Linked DNA regions of Homo sapiens: regions 2, 3 and 4 are each linked to region 1. Evidence: chromatin contacts called from ENCODE Hi-C or POLR2A ChIA-PET data. All regions are on one chromosome and are shown on one strand. The core of a region is the stretch at or near the end of the contact, and the rest is flanking DNA. Distances in the headings are between cores, read along the strand shown.

Region 1 (3,225 bases), core at 189-2,688:
ACAAACTCAGGGCAGAGTGCACCTTCTGATTGGGTGTACCATCTACCGCTCGGGGCTCTTTAACAAATGACCAAAGAAAACATGAATTTTGACATAACTGGTGCTAGGGTTATTGAAGGGTGGGTTTCCATTCTGGGTTAGTGCTCCCAGTCTCTAGTCAAGCACAAGAACATGCCTACCCCAGAGGGCTCTTCCAAATTCCCAGCTATCTGAGATTATGAGACAAAGGTTCTTTAGCGCCTACCAAATGAGCAACAATGAAGATAAAAGGGACCTCTCCTTCCATCATAACCAGTTCCCCAGGAAGCACCATTTCTCTTACTCTTGGAAGGTCGGATATTTTTTCCCTTTACCATACACTGGCCTTCCATGTCCTAACTGCTATTTTCAAATAAATGAACGTTATATTCTTGGAGGACAGATCAGGGATGCTAAACTGCACCTTTATCATGATTTTAGGGATGAGCGCCTTTTACTTAAGTCCTGCTAGTGGCACATATTTTAAAAGGCCATAGAGGACATCCGTGTTGTCAACACAAGTGAAGGCGCTCGGAAGAGTGTTGGTCAGCAAGAATCAGCACAAAGACATTGGAGGAGAGACAACAGCTTGTTTCTGGAAACAAATGAACAACAAAAAAACACTAAAACATCTCGAGGGGGCCCCTGACTTGAGCCCTGCATGGGAAAAGCTGCCAAGAGCTAGCATGACAAGGGACTGGCCCTGGGCTGCGGTGAGGAAACCCAGCGTCCTGACCACACTGCTGGGTCAGCGAGGCGTCCCTCAGAGACCGGAAACGCGGACTTCAGCTCGCTTGGGAAACGGCTTCCATTAGCAGAAGGGAGACTGCGGTTTAGTCCCGAGGTCGCTCCAGCAGCCCGGCCTCACGCGACCCACCATTCCCGCCGCCCCCTCACGGTGCCCGCCGTTCCCGCCGCCCGGCTTTCTAACCGGGCCCCTAGTTCCCCGCCCCGTGCCCTCTGGAGACCTGCAGCTCCTGCCGCCCTGCGCCCGCTCCCAGGGCCCGTCGTTCCGCCGCCCTATCCCTCCTCAAGGGGCCCCTAGCTGCCTCCTCGCGACCCTTTCCGGACTCGGCCTGCCCACTCCTGCCCGCTAACCCGCCTGGCTCCCGGGCGAGAGCCCTCGCGCGGCTCTGGTTCCTGTTCCTCTAACGCCGCCGGGGCTGCGGGATGCCGACTCCGCGGACCGCCCAGACCCGGAACTGCTGAGGCAGCAGCGGGCTCGCGGCGCTTGGCTCATCCCGGGATTCCCCAGCTCTCGCGCTGGGCCCGCCGCGTTCGCACCAAGCACGCCAGGCGGCCCTGGCCTACCTCCCTCCCGCCTCCCGGCAGCTGGCACGAGGGAACCTGGCCGTCAGGTTTCCCCTGGGATCCTGGGACGGTATCAGGCGGGGAATCTGTGCGGCCGCGGCGAGGTAGGTGAGGTGAGGCGGGGCGAGGTGGGCGAGGGGGGCGAGGTGAGGCGGGGCGAGGCGGGGCGAGGCGAGGCGGGGCGAGGTGGGCGAGGTGGGCGAGGTGAGGCGGGGCGGGTGTCGTCGCGCTGGGCCGAGCTTACGACTCCAGCTGACCCGCTCGCGGCTGCCCAATTTCGTTGAGGCTCAGGACGAGGGACGGGGCGGCAAATTGTCACAGAGGTCGCCGTAGACCGGTGTGCAACCGAAGGTGAAGAGCGGGAAGGCGAGGACCGAATCGCCTCTGGTGTGCGTTGTCCGACAGGAAGTCCCGAATGGGCTGTGAGCCGCCGGTGGAGGTGCCCGGGCAGGTGCAGAGCCACAGCCTGCGCCCCGTGAGCCGAGGCGGGTAGGAGGAACAGGGACCTGGCGGCGACACACGTTGGGCGGAAATTCACAATGAACAGGGAAGGGGGGACGGTCACCCACTCAAAACTGGCTAAATGAACCTCAGAGGGAGCCCCGAGAGATGGGGAGCAAAGGTTAGGGGAAGCGGCAGGAGAAAACCTTCTTGGGGCAAAGGGCGTCACCAAAGGGGGTCACCGGAGCCCCGCAGGTTGGGGTGGGAGGGCTGGGCTGGAGGTGAGCAAAGCTGCACGGGGAGAATGAATTAAGAAAGTTGAGAGGAAGCCTGTCTCATCCAAATCACTATAGCTTTTGTGGTCATTGCTAAGTGTGGAGTACTGCGCAAATCCTGAAGGGAACTCTATTAGCCATCTCAGCTTTTATCATCTTAAAACGCGAATTTCGCGTGCAGCTCCATTTAGCTTCGTAAACTTAAGCCCCCGCATATGAAAGGATGAGACCTAATATGACAATCATGTCAGGACTAATGATATATCACACAGGTTGACACTCTGCAATTTAAAAACAGGACTTTGTCTAAACTCCACAAGTAATTCCTTACTCAAAAGTTCTGTGTAAACAAAACAGAGGAACTGTCGTGCTGCTGGAAAGATGTACCAGCATTTTCACAAAACGAATTAAAAGATGGCTTTGCTTTCACTGTCATGGTTCTGTTGTGACAGAGTAGACTGGCTTTTCTGGGAGGGGCCTAGATTTACTATTTTAGTTACATTTTAAAATCAGTGTAATTACTTCGTTTTTAATCTACCACAAATTTCTGTTGTAACTATAAGATTTATATAATCTTATATTCTTACACTAATTTTTATTTGCAGGTGATTTATTTGGCATAAAAGTATTCTTTCAAGGATGGCAGAAGCTGTTTTGATTGATCTTTTTGGTTTGAAATTGAACTCTCAAAAAAACTGCCATCAGACATTACTGAAGACTTTGAATGCTGTCCAATACCACCATGCTGCCAAGGCCAAGTTTCTCTGTATAATGTGTTGCAGTAACATCAGCTATGAAAGGGATGGAGAACAAGATAATTGTGAAATAGAAACAAGCAATGGATTATCAGCTCTCTTGGAAGAATTTGAGATTGTTAGCTGTCCCAGCATGGCTGCCACTTTGTATACCATTAAACAGAAAATTGATGAAAAAAATCTGAGCAGCATTAAGGTAATTGTACCCAGGCACAGGAAGACATTAATGAAAGCTTTTATTGATCAACTCTTCACTGATGTTTACAATTTTGAATTTGAAGATTTGCAAGTGACTTTTAGGGGAGGGCTTTTTAAACAGTCCATTGAAATAAACGTAATCACAGCTCAAGAACTAAGAGGAATTCAGAATGAAATAGAAACATTTTTGAGAAGTCTGCCAGCACTGAGAGGAAAATTAACTATTA
Region 2 (3,225 bases), core at 523-3,022, 630 kb before region 1:
GCTTTCTGATAACCTACAGGAAAAAGTCAGATGCTGCTGCTTGGCATTTTGGGCTTACTCCTATCAAACTAGCATATCTTCTTTCTATGCTATGTCCAGAAATGCTCTTGGAAAGCTCTCTCCTCCTTGCCTTGCCACTTCCTACTTACATTTTACACACAGCACAAGTCCTGTATCTCCCAGAGGCATCTGTTTCAGGCCACTTGCAAGGCTTCCTTATCTGCACACATTTCCTACGCCACTTATATGGCAGTTCATCACTTATACATCACATTTCACCTATTTGTTTCCTCCACAAAACCACTGCCTTCTTTAGACAGTAATCACATCTAAGCAAGTGAGGCAGAATGGCCGAATGGAAGCTGTGTTCTAAATCTGTCACATTATTTACATACTAGATAACTTTAGGCAGGGCATTTCTCTAAGCCTTAACTTTCTTTAATGAAAAACATGGATAATACCATGTGCCTCTTCCCCATGGTTGCTGTGAGGACCAAATATAAGTGAGACAGCGCTTTCAAAAACTATAAATTTCTAGGAATAGATTGTGGCATGATTATTACAACCATTACTCACTTTTATGATTCACAGGATTGATTGGATATGGAACAAGTGTTAATATATACTTGGGGTACTGAATCCATGCAACAATTCTGTATAAGACTTTGACTACAATTATATAAAAATATTTATGCAAAAATAACTGTGGTTGTATTCAAAAATAGTGGATATTTTCTATTTTCTCTATTTTTCTGTCAGTGTTGTTGTTATTATCCTTATAAGTAAAGAAAGAAAAAGAAACCAATGATATACAGTTGTTGTTTTGAAGAGCTATAGGTAAGGACAGCCAGTTGCTGAATACTTAATTAAGTAACATACTGAGTGACATCACCCACACCCTAAATAGAGAAACCACCGCCATGTGACTTCCCCTATGACCCTCCAAGGGCTGGCGGCCTCCATAGCTGCTAGTGCAAGATGAGTGGGACAGTCGACAAGATCTATGTGGTAAAGATTCTCCATGTCACCCCGGACTCTGCCAGCAGCATACCACAAGGCTCGTTTTCCTTCCCTGCCTGCTTGTTCCATGGCCTTCTTGTGCTGTTGGCTCAGTTCTGCTAATTGCTCATAGGCCCTACTCTTAAACATCACACTTCATGAAATCGGGGGCCCTATAGATAATTGTCAAGATGTGTATCAGCTACATTCTTATCCTTTACTCACATTTTGCAAAGTTTCAAAAGCAATCCATCAAATGATGTGCCAGTTGCCAATAACCTTCAAATTATTCCTTATATGATTAGAACTGTGGTTGGGGGAGGATGGAGAATGGAGATATCCCTTCACACTTTCCTTTATGGGCACATAGCAGGTGCCCAGTGGCTGATAAATGAAAGAATGAGCCTCAAACAATGGCCTGGAATATTGAAAACATGATGATTTGGACATAGAAGACACTGGTTCTATTTGCCGCTGGCCTGCTGTGTTTCTTTGTTTCATTTTTGCTGTTTGTACAAAGACAGGATTGAAGTGGATGACCTCCACAGTGTCTTCCTGCTCCCTGATTCCATGCCTGCTCTGTGCCCTTTTCCCTGACTTGGACCTTCCCTTCAGATTCAGGTAGCCAGCTTGGTACAGACCATATAAACTTATCCTTTATTTCTGATGCCAGTAAGAATTAGAGAGGAAAGAGGAAGCAGAGTGAGAAAAACAATAAAAAACCAAATGGATGAGGAAAGGATTGATGAGCATGAGTGACTAAGCTTTAGAATTTTTTATGGTTTCTTATGGGAACATAAGAATGCATCCATCCCCCAATAGTGAGCAGGATCGCAGGAATTTCCTGTGGGGCAGCAATCCCAAGGCCTTGCTGATCTAATCAGTTGTGAAATCTTGGCACTGCCCATCCCGAGGGTCGTGGGCTCTCACCACCTCTGCCCTTTCCCAGCAGCCTTTGATGGTCAAGGTCTGTATAAGGGGAGCCTCAGAGGCCCAATAGTTTTCAGCATCAGAGAGATAATCTGAAAGCAGATGTGTGGGGCTCCAAGATGCAGTGATTCATCATGATGTGACCATATTTTACATTCTGAGATGTTCCACCTTATTGGGGTTCAATTGCCGGATCGGAAGCACATACATTATGTCTTTAGACAACTCCAAGAACCGTGTTTTCTAAGATTTCCAATTGCAAAGATTAAAATAGGCGAGAACTAGTTACGGCTCACACGAAGGACCCTTTAAAGAAAGATAAAAACTCAGTGTAGTTTACTGCCAGAGATATCCAGATACAGCATTTATCCTGGTGGCCTTCTTTCTAGGTCATCTTTGGTTATATTTATTTAACAAACATCTGTACAGTACTTACTATATGCAGGAAGTGTTATAAGCACTTGACAAATATAAACTCAATTGTCATAAGTGCTCTTCGAAGTCAGGCTATTACATTCTTAATTTACAGGTTAAGAAAATGAAGAATAATGAGGCTAATGACTTGCCCAAGGTCACAAAACTAGTAAGAAGCAGACTCAGGATCTGAACCAATGCTGTCTTGCTCCAGAGTCCTAACCACTACACTAGGTTGCCGGTTGCGTGGATATTGAGTGCCTGTGGCGCTCTGTGACCAAATCCCTCCTGAGGGCTGCCTATAGTCCTAGCTCACTCAGGAGCCAGCCAGGCTCCAGGCAGGCCTGGTGAGCTGTGGTTCTTGCATAAACATGAAAGGAAAGGGGAGCAGGGAGGAAGCCACCCACGGGCTGGCTGAGGAGCAGCATTAGCAGGGACTGAGGGGGCTGGCTGGCTGCTGCTGTTTGCGGGTGACGGACTTCTTTAGTGTGACTTTTAACCACAGTCTGCAACAGGGAGGGATTTCAAAGGCAGAGTGCTGGGGCCAATGAAGAAGAAGAGGTGGGACACATGCTCTCTTGATTTGAAGGATGTGGGTAGGGGAAGGCCAAGGTCAGAGGAGCACTCCAAAAGACTGTGGTTGGGCCACATGCAGGATTGGCTGGGCAGGTGGAGAGGCTCAGGCAAGGAGGCCCCAGGTGCTTCTCCAGCCACACCCCAAGGATGTGGCAATAAGGTGGAACCACAGAGGTGACAGGAAGAGAAAGAAAAGGTGGATAGAGAAGCCATTCGGAAGGAATGGAAAGAAGCCATTCTGAAGGAAGAATGGAAAGATTCTATGTGTGAAGCAGAGAGGGGCGAGCTAAAATCATTTAAACAAGT
Region 3 (3,225 bases), core at 471-2,970, 610 kb before region 1:
GTCAGTGGAGGTGAGAGGTGTCATCAGTGCACATCTGTGTGTGGGTACAGGGACATGGAAAGAAACCTGTACCCTGCATGGCCCCTTTTGCAAGAACCACCAAGGGGTAGCAGGTGAGGGGCTCTTGGACAAACAGCTTGGTAATGGCACCAGCACCCAAAAACATTTGGTGTCAGGCTTAAAGATTCTTGGTATCTGTGCTTGTAAAGAGCTATCCCATTGAAATTAATATTGCAGATTTAAAATTCTTCCTTCTCAATTGTATTTTCTAGGTCTTTAATGATTTTAGCTGTTTCGAATCTTCTTCACGTTCTCTTTTTTTTAAAATAATGGAGAGTGAAGTGTGATGTTTCACCCATAATTGTGTGTGCTCTGCTCTTTAAAAATGCATGCCACAACAAGATATATCAATACTTTCAGCAAAACTCAGAATCTATTTTTATGACTAGGGTTTGGACTTCAAAATAAAGGATTTGAGTCATTTAGAGAAAAGAGAAATTCACCCCTCCCCACTCTAGTCAAAGCTATCTAAAAGAAAAAAAATCGGGGTGAGAGAGCAGAAAACAACAAAAGCTCAGAGCTATATCTGGTTGATTTGGAGCAAATTTGGACCAACTCAGTTCCACTTTGCTGGGAGTCTTTTCATAATATAACAGTGGAAAGCACAGTGATTTCAGGTCTCCTCAACTGCAGGTCATTGTGAATTCAGTCAACTAGATTTTTCATTTCAATCTACTATATCTGAAATCATACAGAGTCAGCCTCAGTACAAGTTACTGAATCTATATTCATCATATAAAGATAATTATTAGTTTTATAAAGCATTTTCTTCCAAAGCTATAAAGGTTTATAAACTAATATCTGTACTTTTCTCTCACAAATCACTCATACCTTTGGGAGAAAATAACTAAAAAGATATTTTCTGGACCCCAAACCATTAAAAAAAAATCACTCATAAAGTGACACAGAGCTGACTTTATATTTTCTCAAATGTCACCTTTGAAGTTATGTATACAGTGTAAGGTTATTTATACAATATAAAACGATTATGTGTATGAAAAATTTAAAACAATCTGCATTTGATTACTCACAGAGGGTTGGGGTAACTGTATGCAACTTTTTCCTTCAAATTACCATTCATACATTGTTGGCAGCAAGTGAAGGCCAGAAATAGGAAGGCATTTCAAGAGCTCTCCTGGCTCCTCTCATGTAGATAGTGGGCTTAGATTTCACTCTGCTGCCTGCCGAGTGTTCCATCTTACCCTGCTGTAAGACAATACTTTCCAATCCACTTATCAATGTCAGGCCACACTTTTGTATCAAAGAAAGCCAGAATGAAATGATCAGGTTTACAAACTTCATATAAAAGGTCTGTTGCTCACCATGGTTAGATAAGTACCCTGATGCACAGGGAAGATACTTTTTAAATGTTGCTATGAATCAGTCCTTGTTCATGTGTCTGCAGGAGTCTCATGGGTTATGCTGAACTCATTTTCCTCACTGTTAGACTTAAGAGGAAACCAGCTGCTTACTTTGAAACATACCTCATTGCCAGTATTTTGAAACTTTATCGAAATTTGATTGTCTTCTGGAAGAAACTTTCACACAACACTGGCAGGCTTGGGCAATCTAAACAAGTACAGGAGTGAGGATAGCGATGCTGGGAATGAGGTTATAAATTCCGCATAGCAAAGCTGCTAGGAAGTTTGACAGGGTTCAGACTAATTGTACTGCAGATTACTTTCAGTAAATGTTTGCACGGGTGACGCACAAGGGAGGTATGCAATGGGGTGTTTGGACTGATTCATAAATCAGAGCTGTTTCATTCACTTACTTGTTCCTGCAGGACTTTTAGTAACGCTTGTGTATGGGACTGCTCTTCCTTTGCTTGTTCCAATTCTGACTTTTTGTTGTTTAACTCCTCCTGGATGGTTAGCAATTGCTGTGAAATTAAAGGATATTTAGCATAAGTAGGATTGAAGGTCAGGTGATTTAAAAATATCCACAATACCCATTCAAAATTATGAGTAGAAGATGTTTACAAGTCTTGAAGCTTAATTCAGACCTCAGTTGACCTTGTGTGTTTTCCGCACTAAGTATCAAGGGCATTGCAGTTTTGACACACTTTAGGTTGTTTGTGATACTGATGCACAAAACTTGTTTTCATATTTGTGAAGGCATCATTATATTCCTTTGAGCAAATGCCTATTTGTAAAACTATATAGGATAGTGCTAATACATTACATTCATAGATGAAAAAATTATAATATAGTCAACTTGTCCAACGTTGCTTCATTTCACATATTACAGTAAAGCTAGCTTTACAGTAACTCTATAAAGCTACTTTGCCAAGTGGCTGGGACCACAAAAGATCCTTTTACTTTCTCTGTTATGATGGTGATGTTTTATTAGATCAGTAGGACTGAAGTCCAAACTGCAATCAATATATCAGCTGAGAAAACTGCTGATATAAACTGTCAAAACATCAAGCTATGGCCTACACTGCTATTTTTAAGCAGGGCCACTGTATGGATTTTTGTAAGCCCTGAGCTTCCCTTGCCCTATCAACTGTAACTCATGTGAAGGCTTTCCTTGTCTGCCAAAAGCACAGCGCTGCGCAGTGCGAATTCTTTGGGACATGGTGATATGTTAATATATACATAGGCTGGAGAATACATTCAAGAGCTGCAAAAAGGCCCTGGAAACAGCTCTGACTATTCAGAGCTTCTTGACAACAAAGGACTGGTTCGAAAAGACAGAGTGCATTTCTTCTGCTACTGTACATAACAATTGCTGTACTAATGATCTGGAAATGTTAGTGGATTCCTGCTATGAAGAGACCTGTCTCCAATAGCCAGGCTACTTCTTCAGGGCCTTGACAAGCTGGCTGCAGAGCTGCCTGGCCAGTTCCTAACCATCAAAGCCTGGAGAAACACTGGCACTGGATTTCTCAGGCTTAAACCTACCAACTGGAAGGATTAAATTAAATCTCCAAATCTACTGGTTTGGGGGGATTTTGCAGGGTAGGAAGTACTCAGAAAAACACACTGTGCTTTCCCTGGGACTTGCTTGTTCTGCTAACTACTGTGGCACTGGGTATAAATGTAAGAACCTACTTTGGTCCTGTAGCATAAACAGTGATTTCTTGCAATTTTCTAAAAGCTCAGTGTGTCCTATTTCACCACCTGCCCATGGAATAATCAATCACATGTGAGGTAATGTACA
Region 4 (3,225 bases), core at 193-2,692, 520 kb before region 1:
ACAAATAAGCATTTTCTTTCAAAGTAGTCACCCTGACATTCTAGGTACTTCCTCTACAATTATGGCTCTCAGTTTCTTCATCTGTAATATGGTACTGTTTGACTGGATTATCTCTTGGAGTGCTAGAATTCCAAGACTCCAGGATTCCATGCTGATGTTGCTCAGTACAAACTGACACACAAAAGACTTAAAGTTTTATAAGTGACAGAGATGACTCTGTTTATTCTGTCAATCATCAGAAAGTTTCACAAGTATGATTTCCATTTTACAGAAAAGAAAGTAAGGCTTAAAGTACTTAAGTAAAACTTCTAACATTCCAAATCAAACAGATGGCAGAGTCAGAATGAGGGCCCAGGTCTTTGCCTCAGTATTTAAACATGTATTAAATGTGACTATTTCAAAGTTTCCATCTAGAATGACCCAACATGATTACTCATCTAATACATGCCACTACTTCTTAAAATGTACTTTACCCTTAAAAAAATCAAGATGGGTCCTGCCGATCAATTCTAAAGAAGTTCCAGAACAGAATGGTTTTCAACATCATCATCATTAAAATAACATATTGGCCTCCAAGGTGAATATATTAGAAAAAGAAATATTGGCAATGGGAATATTGGCATGCTTGTGCTTTTATTTAATCTCATTCCGTACATCGGCTTCATCTGTTTTTTTCCTGGCCTGGCCCTCGCTATTATTTGCCAACACAGGATGATTTAAGGCTGAAACCACTCAGGACTGCAAACCCTGAAATGAGAGCCCTGTGAATTATAATCAGCAGATGTTTCCCACAAATGAGAAGAGAAGCCCAGTGCTTGCATTCTCTTTAGTTGTTAACAGACTTCTGTTTTCTTTCTGAAGGCTAAGTAAATAAATATATGTCCAGAAATGGGGACAGAAGATACCACTCTTGTACAACGTATTTTAATATACAGCAAGAGTTGCTTTGCTTTTTTCTGAGACATCAGTATGAGGAGACTATGAGGTTTAATGAAATCTGCATGGCAAGTGCAGTAGCTTGAAAAGAGCTTAGAAAGGAATTAACACGTAAATTATGTTGGACCTGAAAGGATTGGAGATTCAGTATTTGAGAGGAGAAAGTAAGGAAGGATTAGACTTTAAGAAAAAAAAAGAACCCATTACTTTTTTAACAATATATGTAAAGATGGAAATTGTTTTCTCTAACAGCACAGGAGCATATGATGTACTCGCTCATTAAAGCAAACGCACAAACTGAAAATCGAGGAAGACACAAACACAGGAAGACAAAGGGGAGAAGGCAGCGCAACCCGAAGAATCAGTTCCATGCCCTGTTAGGAAAAGCTGCCCCTGTGAGCTTCAGAGATAATGAGTTGTAATTCTACTCAGCGCAAAGAGGAGGACTGCTTAAATCACAGCAAGAAAGAATCCAATTACGTATACAGTAGAACTTTATCACAACTGTACTGAAATGACAGGAAGGAAGGGTTATTCATCACAGACCGTGGCCCTGTCTGGCTCCTCTCTGTGTTGCCGGCTCCAAGCAGAGACTGGCCACAGCCAAGGCTCGGCAAAGGTTTCTTTTTGGTTGTCTGTTCCCAGTTGGACGAGATGAAAACAAACAAAAAAAAATCCTGTTTACTGATTCACAGGCCAGTGTTTTATCAATTGGATGAGCATTTTTCAGAAGGCAGGTTGGGGCTTTGTGTTCAGGATTTTAGAGGCATGGCAGTTGAATTAATTAAAGCACTCATTCATTTGAATTAAAGATCCATTCAGCATTTCCTGGGCACGTATGACTGCCAGGATCTGGAGTTACAGAGGTAACAGTAGTAAGTTCCCCACTTGAGTTTGAGGAGAGGATAAAGGATGGGAACCAAACTCAGCAAAAGAGTCGGGACACATGAGCTGAGGCTCAGAGGACACAGAGAGAGTCCAGGAAGGGAATTGCTGGGAGAGAGCCTGGTAGGCCTGGGGAATTCCAAACAATTTTTCATGGCTCTTTCATGGTGTGCATCTGGCAGTGTGGCCACAATGTCTGGAGAGACTGCAGGAATTAGATCAGATCAGAGAGACCCTGCTGTTCAAGCTAGTGAATTTCAACTTTGCTCTCCCTGGAACTCAGAGTCAGAGATGCACCCTGCCAGGCCAGGGCTCCGGTGCCTGGGCCGCCCTTCCTCACTTCTTCTCTCTTTGTCTGCTGCCCGCTAGCCATGCCTTGCTCCTTTTCTGCCCTTTCTAGTCAATGCCTCAGTTAAGAGTCTCATATTTGAGATGAGAACTAGATTTCATTTGAAAGAAAGGCAGTTGAGGCCTCTTGCCAGGCAAGGCTGGGCATACTAACTAGGTTAGGTGTGGGCAGGGAGGAGGGACAGAGAGAAGTTGTCAGTACTAGGAACAAGTCTGGTCTGGAAGGAAGAACATAGCGTTTTAAGAAAATAATAAGAGAAAGAGGCAGTAATCAGGCTAAATGGCTGCATTACAGGTGTAGTCCTGGGCTGAGGGTGTCCTGACAAAGTGGCTGAACACAGAGATTATTAGCGCAGATAAAACACAGGTCCAGGTGGGGCAGCTGCCCAGAGGACTCTGTCTACAGGTCACAGGGCCTGCACCCCCTGGTCCAGGGTTCAGACCCAGCCCAGGGGAAATAAAGTTTGCAGGAACATCATGGAGTCATAAGTTGAGAAATACTAGGCCAATTGGCAGGTTACCTAAGCCAGGATTCAGGCAGGAGAAGCAAGACAGGATTCAGACAACAAAATAGAAGCCTGGGGTTTGGGGAAGGAGATAGACCCCTCAGTTATCAGATACGGAGCACAGGTCACAGCCTGACCAGCATAAAGCCTGCTTGGATGCTGAGTCTTAGAATGCAGGGCTCCAGAGCCCCCTTCCTCCCGCCTGACGCCAGATGGACCCTCAAGTCCAGGGACAGAGTAAGTGTGTGGGGCCAGGTCCCAGGACTTGTGCAGGGCACAGAGACAGGCTGGAAGGGCTCTAACAAACATGCAATTGTGCTGCTTCTTTTTCCAGAATTACTGGGTTAAAATTACTGACCTATCATCACTCTGCAGAGAAGCCACGTGATACCTGAAGACATTCTGTTTACCAGAAGTTTCCAGTGGAGAAACTTTTTCAGAAGTCTCCTATTGCAATTGACAAGTCTTGTTGTTCTATAATGTCATTGAATTTGTAAACTATTAAAGTAATGCTCTTTTTCATTCCATGTTTTCTTTTTTCAAGCATTCT

What was found. A loop is a pair of places that touch in the nucleus more often than their neighbours do. ChIA-PET counts read pairs that join two places held with the same protein, here RNA polymerase II (POLR2A). Pooled maps may share reads with other maps.
Region 2: a map of OCI-LY7 shows a loop between it and region 1 (5-fold over the local background). The contact joins the enhancer-like site here to the promoter of CCDC122 in region 1. A Hi-C loop is called at or near these places in 1 of 168 maps with a recorded cell type or tissue (OCI-LY7) and 4 of 50 pooled maps.
Region 3: a map of PC-3 shows a loop between it and region 1 (5-fold over the local background). The contact joins the enhancer-like site here to the promoter of CCDC122 in region 1. A Hi-C loop is called at or near these places in 2 of 168 maps with a recorded cell type or tissue (IMR-90 and PC-3) and 1 of 50 pooled maps. POLR2A ChIA-PET finds 5 or more read pairs at or near these places in 1 of 52 experiments (AG04450).
Region 4: a map of endothelial cell of umbilical vein shows a loop between it and region 1 (2.2-fold over the local background). The contact joins the enhancer-like site here to the promoter of CCDC122 in region 1. A Hi-C loop is called at or near these places in 3 of 168 maps with a recorded cell type or tissue (IMR-90, endothelial cell of umbilical vein and naive thymus-derived CD4-positive, alpha-beta T cell) and 7 of 50 pooled maps.

Annotation. Positions count from the first base shown.
Region 1 is chr13:43,878,302-43,881,526 of GRCh38, forward strand. CCDC122 (coiled-coil domain containing 122) reads right to left here and starts at 1,439. Exons shown (of 7, transcript NM_144974.5): 1 at 1,330-1,439. LACC1 (laccase domain containing 1) reads left to right here and starts at 1,603. Exons shown (of 7, transcript NM_153218.4): 1 at 1,603-1,818; 2 at 2,651-3,225. The coding sequence starts at 2,685. RefSeq lists a silencer at 1,341-1,490.
Region 2 is chr13:43,243,744-43,246,968 of GRCh38, forward strand. The region is part of intron 14 of ENOX1 (ecto-NOX disulfide-thiol exchanger 1); the gene reads right to left. Among named protein-coding and RNA genes, the nearest start is that of LINC00400, 130 kb to the left of the region's middle. Within about 2 kb of position 1,773, at least 3 of the 41 ENCODE cell types and tissues checked have a DNase peak (open chromatin) inside an H3K27ac peak, as active enhancers do.
Region 3 is chr13:43,267,636-43,270,860 of GRCh38, forward strand. ENOX1 (ecto-NOX disulfide-thiol exchanger 1) reads right to left here. Exons shown (of 17, transcript NM_001347969.2): 13 at 1,835-1,942. Among named protein-coding and RNA genes, the nearest start is that of LINC00400, 160 kb to the left of the region's middle. RefSeq lists an enhancer at 2,535-3,036. Within about 2 kb of position 1,721, at least 8 of the 41 ENCODE cell types and tissues checked have a DNase peak (open chromatin) inside an H3K27ac peak, as active enhancers do; they include PC-3, where a contact is called at or near this core.
Region 4 is chr13:43,362,954-43,366,178 of GRCh38, forward strand. The region is part of intron 5 of ENOX1 (ecto-NOX disulfide-thiol exchanger 1); the gene reads right to left. Among named protein-coding and RNA genes, the nearest start is that of ENOX1-AS2, 84 kb to the right of the region's middle. Within about 2 kb of position 1,443, at least 9 of the 41 ENCODE cell types and tissues checked have a DNase peak (open chromatin) inside an H3K27ac peak, as active enhancers do; they include IMR-90 and endothelial cell of umbilical vein, where a contact is called at or near this core.